Linked DNA regions of Mus musculus: region 2 is linked to region 1. Evidence: chromatin contacts called from ENCODE POLR2A ChIA-PET data. All regions are on one chromosome and are shown on one strand. Each heading gives the region's core, a stretch centred on a gene start or an enhancer-like site at or near the end of the contact. The rest is flanking DNA. Distances are from core to core; before and after follow the strand shown.

The links. ChIA-PET counts read pairs that join two places held with the same protein, here RNA polymerase II (POLR2A).
Region 2: POLR2A ChIA-PET joins it to region 1 with 54 read pairs in Patski. The contact joins the promoter of Dnajb2 here to the promoter of Ankzf1 in region 1. POLR2A ChIA-PET finds 5 or more read pairs at or near these places in 4 of 5 experiments (Patski and embryonic stem cell).

What each region holds. Positions count from the first base shown.
Region 1 is chr1:75,190,361-75,194,157 of GRCm38, reverse strand. It overlaps Ankzf1 (ankyrin repeat and zinc finger domain containing 1), which reads right to left and starts at 1,998. Exons shown (of 13, transcript NM_026187.5): 1 at 1,481-1,998. The coding sequence starts at 1,706. It overlaps Atg9a (autophagy related 9A), which reads left to right and starts at 2,148. Exons shown (of 16, transcript NM_001288612.1): 1 at 2,148-2,334; 2 at 3,278-3,335; 3 at 3,724-3,797. The coding sequence starts at 3,753.
Region 2 is chr1:75,234,759-75,238,555 of GRCm38, reverse strand. Dnajb2 (DnaJ heat shock protein family (Hsp40) member B2) reads right to left here and starts at 2,133. Exons shown (of 9, transcript NM_001159883.1): 1 at 1,967-2,133; 2 at 1,608-1,704; 3 at 992-1,101. The coding sequence starts at 1,672.

The DNA.
Region 1 (3,797 bases), core at 749-3,248:
GTTGGAAGTAGAAAGGGATTATATCCAAACCACAGTGAACCTACAGTACCCAGGACTATACTGAATACCTGATAATACAGAAGAAAAAGATGGCATGACCTTGCCTTCCAAGAATTTACACTCTGGCAATCATGAAATAAACGATACAGTGACTATTCCGTACAATAAATACACTTGGAAAGACACGTGTAAACGTTAATATTACAGTTGAGTTATCAACGTGGGCTGTTTAGGGAAATCTTGTAGAAAACAAATGGCACTAGGTTCAGTCTTCTTTCTGATGTAGGGTCTTTATGATCTCCTACATCCTAAGCATGTCCTGTACCACTGAACTGCATCCGGCCCGCAGCTCCTTTTTCAGTCTATTGAGTGCTACCCAACACATCTGAGGAACCTTCTAACAAGGGTAAATTATCAAAACTGAGCCATCAATCAGGAAAATAATTCCTGAATCCATGTCTTCCAAATCCTCAGATACACAGTTAAGGCTAACTCTAGAAGTACTTCTATCCCTTTACATCAAACTTAACTGAAGCTGGACGTGGTGATGCAGCTCGGCAGAGGCAGACAGATGTCTTATGAGTTAGAGGTCAGCCTGGTCTACATAGTGAGTTCCAGGCCAACCAAGGCTACGCAGTAAGACCCTATCTCAAAAACAAAACAAAACACAACATCCCCACTGATATGGTTAATGGGCAACCCCTTGCTCTTAAAAGTGAACTTGTGGGTGTACATAGCGGTCTCTCTGAGTTTAAGCAAGCACACACCCAGGAAAACAAGTCCAGGAATGGTCTTTATCACATCTTGATACCTAACCAAAACCTAGGAAAGGTGTACATCACAGTGTCTGAAAGGTCCCTTTAGCCCCCTTCCTAGTAAGCCCTAAAATACTTCTGCCGCACTGGGGATGGAATCCAGACCTGTACACTGTACAGTCTAGGTTTTTCTTAAAGTCCCACGTCTCCTTCTTGCCTCAGATTCCTAAGTGCTAGGGTTACAGGTGGGTATTAACAACTCCCAGATTAAATTTATTTTTAACCATATAAAACCAGTTCCTAAATGGATGTTCACATCTTATAACTCCCAGTTGCAGTGGACAACCTAAAAAAGTGCAAGAAAACACAGCCGAAGACAAACTAGTGTAGAAAATCAGTAAATTATTCTATATTTAGCAAAAGGGAATATATCTGACTGGAGTCTACTTCGATTTGAAATAGACCTAGGAAAGGTGTTTTAAAAGCAGTGGTATTAATGTAACGAGATATAAACAATAGCTAGAAACCTTTATGGTGACAATTTATGGGCCAGCCCTGTATAAACAACCCAAGGCTGAAATATATTGAGGAAAGAAAAAGCCGACCAACATAAAGTCAGTGTGGATTCCTAAATTGGGAAATCACGATGTAAGTCTTCCGTGTTAATAGACTTCACGGAACCCTGTGACGTTCCTCATAGGTCCACCCCAAAGCAACCCGGATACCTGGACAGGAAGTACGCGGCGCCCAGGCCAGAGCCTCCCCAGGAGCTTGGCTCACCAGGCTCAGGCCCCGAATGAGTGGAGCTTCCCCGTTGAGGGACAACAGGGAAACGGAGGCAGGGGCTGAGGCTGCACTTGGAGCTGGCGACGTGGCTGAAGAAGAAACGGAGGGCAGAAACAACTCTCCAGAACGAGATCCTACTGCCGCATCGCCAGCCGGTTTGGCCATCCCCACGCAGAAATGCCCTTCAGCCTTTACCCGCTCCCACAAATCAGTTCTGCGGTAAATACGTGAGGATCTTCAGGAGTGAAATGGAGAGCACCAAGACCCAATTCGAGTCCAGGAGTTACCAGTCAGAGTCTACCCAACGGAACTACTAGCACCGACACCAAGCCTCGTCACTCGACCCTCCCTCAGAAGCCTCCCCTAATGTCCCGAGAGCCGAGCCACACGCAAGACCACGTTCGAAAACTGGATTTCTGCAACACCACAACAATTCGGCGGCTACGGAGAGGCGAAGGGGACACACTGCCGCGCCCGTAGCCCAGCCCCTCATCACGTAGAGCACACTATTGGTCTTCTGCTCTCCAAGACCCGCCTTCAGCCTTCCGTCCTGCCCCCTGGGCTAAGAATTGGCCACCATGTCTCCACCCACTTTTTTCATTGGCCAGACTGGCTGCGGGTGACAGTGAATGACAGACGGAGGGCCTAGAGCTCCGGGTCTGGCAGAGCCCAGCAGAACAGACCCGGCTTCTGGAATCCCCTGGATCCCGGTTCCTGCGGTGACACGCGAGGCTGGTAACTGGAATCTCCAGACCCAGGCCCAAGCTGGCCAGGGATGCCCACTGAGCCCCAAGTGAGCTTGTAATGCGTAACGGGGGCAGGGGAGCGGCGGGCGGGCCGGGGGCGCGCAGCTAGAATGTTTTGATAGAGGGCGCGCGCGGCCAGGGGAGCGCGCGTGCGCCGGGGCCGCGCGCCGGGTTGTCCGCTGTTGGGAGCCTAGCCCCCGGCCTGGGGCCGGGCGACCCTGGGGCGCCCTGTGCTCAGGTCTAGGTGGCTGGGATTGGGGAGGCATCCCAGCCCACCAGGGATTTCAGCTGTAGATCTGGCTCGACCCCTCCACCATCCACAGACACCCCTGGGCACAGGCCCTTCCTGGGGAGATCCATGGGCCCTGGGTCTACACTGACCAGGTGAGTGTGTTTCCAGAGGCACACACCTCTTATTATTAACCAAGGGACTCCCTCTGGGACCAGGTCGGACCAAGATCCACCATCCCCAGAGTCTTTACTGATTGGGAGTATACCATACCACCTTGACCCCACCTGGCACTAGGCACCCAGGGAACCCACTTATTCAAGCGGGATCCGGAGTCTACATGGACTGGAAAATTCTGATCCAAAAGCCATGCCTGCCTACGTCTCTGATGCTAGGGAAGCAGAAGGGATTGTCCAGAAAAATCTTGAGAAGACTCCCATTCGGGGTTTTCTGGACCCCGAAAAGCATGTCTGATTTCTAAAGTTGAGGTAGACCAGAGGTAAAACAGTCCCAAAGGGCTGTTTGGATTCGGACCTGTACTGACTCACTCTGCACTGGGTCAGAGAGTTTAGTTACTCCCTGGTATCCTCAAAGTAGATGAATGGTTCTACATAGAACAACAGGGGACATCTGACACAACTGGCAAAGTGTCTCTTCCCCATCTCTCTGCCCTCCTTAGTGGGGGCTTGGACCGGTGGGAGGGTTGGATTTTTTTCTGTCCCAACTCTCCATTCTTTGAAGCCTGACACCTTTTCCTCCAGCAGCTGTCCAACCAGGGCACCCAGGACTGACGTGTAGCAGAAACTGTCCATGGAGCTGGTAGGACCATGTGCTTATCTTAAACCTTTGTTTACAAAAACATGCTTTCAAACTGTTAGTCTCTAGAGAGACCAGGGTTTCCAGGAGGGGCAGGGGAGGAAACTTTCTCTTCATTGGACAGAAAATGAAACAACTCACCCCATACCAGAGGGGCAGATTCTGGCATAGTAGCTAAGCCAGCAAAAGGTTCTGGGATTCAGGACCAGGGTGAAGGCCCCCTTAAGTCCCAAGCTTAGCTGTGCTTCTTGGGCTATATTATCCCTGTACTGCTTCTGAGTCAAGGATGCTAGTGGGAAAAAACAAATCCCTTTCTCATTCCCTCTGGCCTGGTGGGCAGGACAGCAAGGAGACAGTGCCTGGATCTGATCCGGGTTCTCTTCACTGGCAGGTTAACAAGGTGGACAGGGGGCTGTGGTGATGGCACAGTTTGACACTGAATACCAGCGCCTAGAGGCCTCCTAT
Region 2 (3,797 bases), core at 884-3,383, 44 kb before region 1:
ACCTCAGCCTCCTCAGTGCTGAGGTGACAAGTGTGAACCACCACCCACATCATCTCAGAAATACATTTTAAAAGATACTGTTAGCCGGGCGTGGTGGCGCACGCCTTTAATCCCAGCACTTGGGAGACAGAGGCAGGCAGATTTCTGAGTTCGAGGCCAACCTGGTCTACAAAGTGAGCTCCAGGATAGCCAGGACTATACGGAGAAACCCTGTCTCAAAAAAAAAAAAAAAAGATACTATTCATGTAGCCCAGGATGGTCATGAGTTTGATATGTGGCCAAGGAAGACCTTGAACTTTCGATCCTCCTGCCTCCATCTTGTGTCGCTAGGATTACAGGCATGCGCCACCACGCCAAGTTTATGCGGGGCTAGGGATCATACATAGGGCCTTGTGTATGTTACCAAAGCACTCTACTGACAAAGTTACAGCCTCAACTAGTGGTTGTTGTTTTGAAGTTTGTTTACTTATTGAAACAGGACCTTTGACCTTAAAATCCTCCTGCATTACCTTACCTCCTGAGTGCTGGAATTATAGCCATGTCTAGTCAGACTGTTTTCTAAATGAATGAATAAATGAATGAGTGAATGACCTGGGTCTGGAATCATGGCTTGACAGTAGAAAACTTGCTTTAGCATGTGCAATGCCCTAGGCATACTCAAGCACAGAGGAAAAAAAAAAATCACCCATCAGACCTGGATTCATATTCTGGCTCAAGAAATGGGCAAATTATTTCATCTCTCTCAGCCTCAGTTTACTAGCCTACAAAATGGGGGTGATAAGCTGGCCTGGCAGGAAAGCTATGACCTTCCCCGATCAGGACCCAAATTGCTCTTCAGACCCTGCTAGACAGACATAACATGGAGGCGATTAAACACTATCTAAAATAAAATCATGGAGGAGACGGGATGGAGGCGTGGCTTTAGGAAGGAGTACCAAGAATGAATGGAAGCAGGGGGACATGCCGGTCCCTGCAGGACCCCAAGCCTTACTGTCAGATAGTACTTCATAGGCCTCTGCCACCTCCTTAAATTTTTTTTCAGCAAATTCTTTATTATCCGGGTTCTTGTCTGGGTGCCACTGCAGAGCCTTCTTTCGGTACCTGCAGGAAGTGAGTGCAGAGGGAGGGTCAGGAGACTGATGTAGGCTTTGCCCACCGACTACCCTTTTTGCTTAGTCCAACACCCTTTCACTGCCCCGATCCCAGAATACCTCACGACTGCAGCCTGTATTCAGGGGTTTCTCTCCCTGTGGTGTGCCAGGGATATGAGTAAAAAGGAAAGTCCCTGCCATAAGCCCTTTCTTGGGGTTCTTTTGATAGAGCTATCTATAGCCACAGGGAGAGTGGAGACACTGTCCTGTCTCATAGCCTGGGCATTTTAGCACTGCAACCTGGGCAAGCCCACATGTAGGAGCTGGAGGAGAGGGGAGCTGGGTGTATAGAGGACGCTAAAGAAGGTCAGCTCTTCTTCCCTGGCTGGACTTGGTCTTCGTACTTTCCCAAGGGTCTCCTTCCTCCCTTCAGCCAGACCTCTAAAGGGCCCCTGGCACTCAGGGGGGCGGGGAACAAGGGTCAGAGCCTTTCTGTAACACAGCCGAGGCACTTACGCCTTCTTGATGTCATCAGGGGACGCACTCCGCGGTACGTCTAGAATCTCGTAGTAGGATGCCATGGCAACTCAGCGTCAGACGTCCCTCCTCCAGGCTGCGGGAGAGAAGGGGTCAGGCCGACAGAGGCACCGCAGCTCCGTGCGGCCGCAACCCCGGGCAGGCAGGCGACACTTCGAGGTGGAATCGGGCCGGGGAGCCACGCCTGCGGCCAGTGACTAGGCTCCTTCGCAGCCTTTATCTGGTCCCGCAGGCCGGTGCCCAGGGCTATCTCACGGCAGGAGTGGGGAGCCCTACCCGAACCCCCTAAGTCTAGTAACCCGATCTGAACCCCCAACCTGACCCAGCTGGGACCGCACCTCCTCTGCCGGGAGTCCCGCCCCTGCCCCCCGCAGGGGAACCGCCTAGCACCCGCTGCCCGGCTCGCGGCCACTGCGTACGACACGCCAGGCTGGGTTGTGTGCGCAAGCATGCGTCAGCGCCCTGGAAACTACTAGAGACTCAGAGGGCCGGCTCGGCCGGTCACACGAGGGGGCGGGGGCGGGGGGGGCGGGGGCGCTGCAGGGGCTGCTGGGAGATGAGGGCGGAGCCGTTTATTTTAGTTTTTCACCCAGGCGACGTCATTCCCAGGTGGGACTTAGGAGGCTGAAGTCGGCTATATCTTTCCAGCTATGACGCAGTCTCTCAAACACAGGCAGAGGGGCGGTCCGCAAGCTAGGTGCGGGTCCCCTGTCCTGTCGCTGGCCTCTAAAAGTGCTTCACGATCCCTGAGTACTTCCCCCAGGCCATCACCTCCAAGACTCACCGAGTCTCCTCTGGGCCTAACCCTTCTTCATAGCTTAGCTCCAGTGCTAAGTCTTCAAAAGAGGCTGCCCTGGCTCCCCTGAGTAGGTCAGACCTGCTTTTTATAGAGTCTCGTGGCATTTTCTTCTCCACACTGTCAGAGCCACAAATTAACATTTATTTGATGATCATCTATCTCCCCCAGTAGAATGTAAATTATACAAGGTAAGAATTGTGTCCTCCTTCGTTCGTCATCCCCTTAGTCTTTAGTCAGAATTGAAACGTATCAGTTGGACAGCCGAATAACACTTGGAAGACTTTTAACATTTTTGACCTAGAAAGGGTGAGGTAGAAGAGCCTAGTATGAGGAAATTAGTAGACTCAACGTTTCTCTTCCACAGCTGATCGTAAGTAGATCTATTTAGCCTCAGAATGATTTCTGGATTCAGATCTCAGGAAAAGGGAACCTTCCAGAAGTGGGTCTTGTTTTATTCCATCTGGCCAATTCCTAGACATTAGTGTACTGTTTTCTTAGTAGATGCTGCCAGAAGGTACTAAGAATGTAAAGCTATGGGGATAGCTTAGGGGTAGAGTGCTTGCCCAGCAGCCGCCAGACCTTACTTAGCCTCAATTCCCAGCACTGGGGGAGGGATAAAAAATGGCATGGGATGTCACACACACACACACACACACACACACACACACACACACACAGCCTATCAGCAGAACCCACTGGGAAACTCAGAACTCTGAGAGCAGGGAGACCTGGCCTTGCAACCGGATGCTGCTGTGTGACTTGGGAACATCCAAGGCCTGTTTTCCCCCTTAAGTATAGGTAACACCTAGAGTTGTTAGAAGTCAAATGAAGCATGGTTTATGGAAGCTGTTATTAGCATAATGCTTTCTGGTGTCACACATGACCCAAGCAGGAATGGTTGTATGAGTCCAGTCAGTGTTTCAGGACAGGTGACCTGGGGACATCTCATCAAAGCAACAGCTTGAGCACCAACCAAGGGAAGGCTGCCGTCATTTTGTCCCCTTTTCCTGTCTCCCCACCTTCTGAACTCCTGCCTACATCTAGAGACTTCCTACCTACACTTGGGGAATTTTGGTTGTTTCAGCCTTAATAAGAGATGAAGTATCTACCACAGAACTTTGAGGCTCTTGCTTCCCTGATCTAAGGGTGCAGGCACAAGATGAGTTCTGCCAATGAGAAGTCACGACTAAGTGGGACTTCAAATCTGAATAGAGAAAGAGAGATGAAGGTGAAGGTGGCTAAGAATTTGCTTCTGTGTAGTGCAGGTTGCTGTGGGTCCTTCAGCGGCCTCTTGTGCCTGGAGGAGGAAGTGTCTGTCCCCGTGCTGAGGACAGATGATCACTGTCGGGAGGGAGGGGACAGAGCTGCCA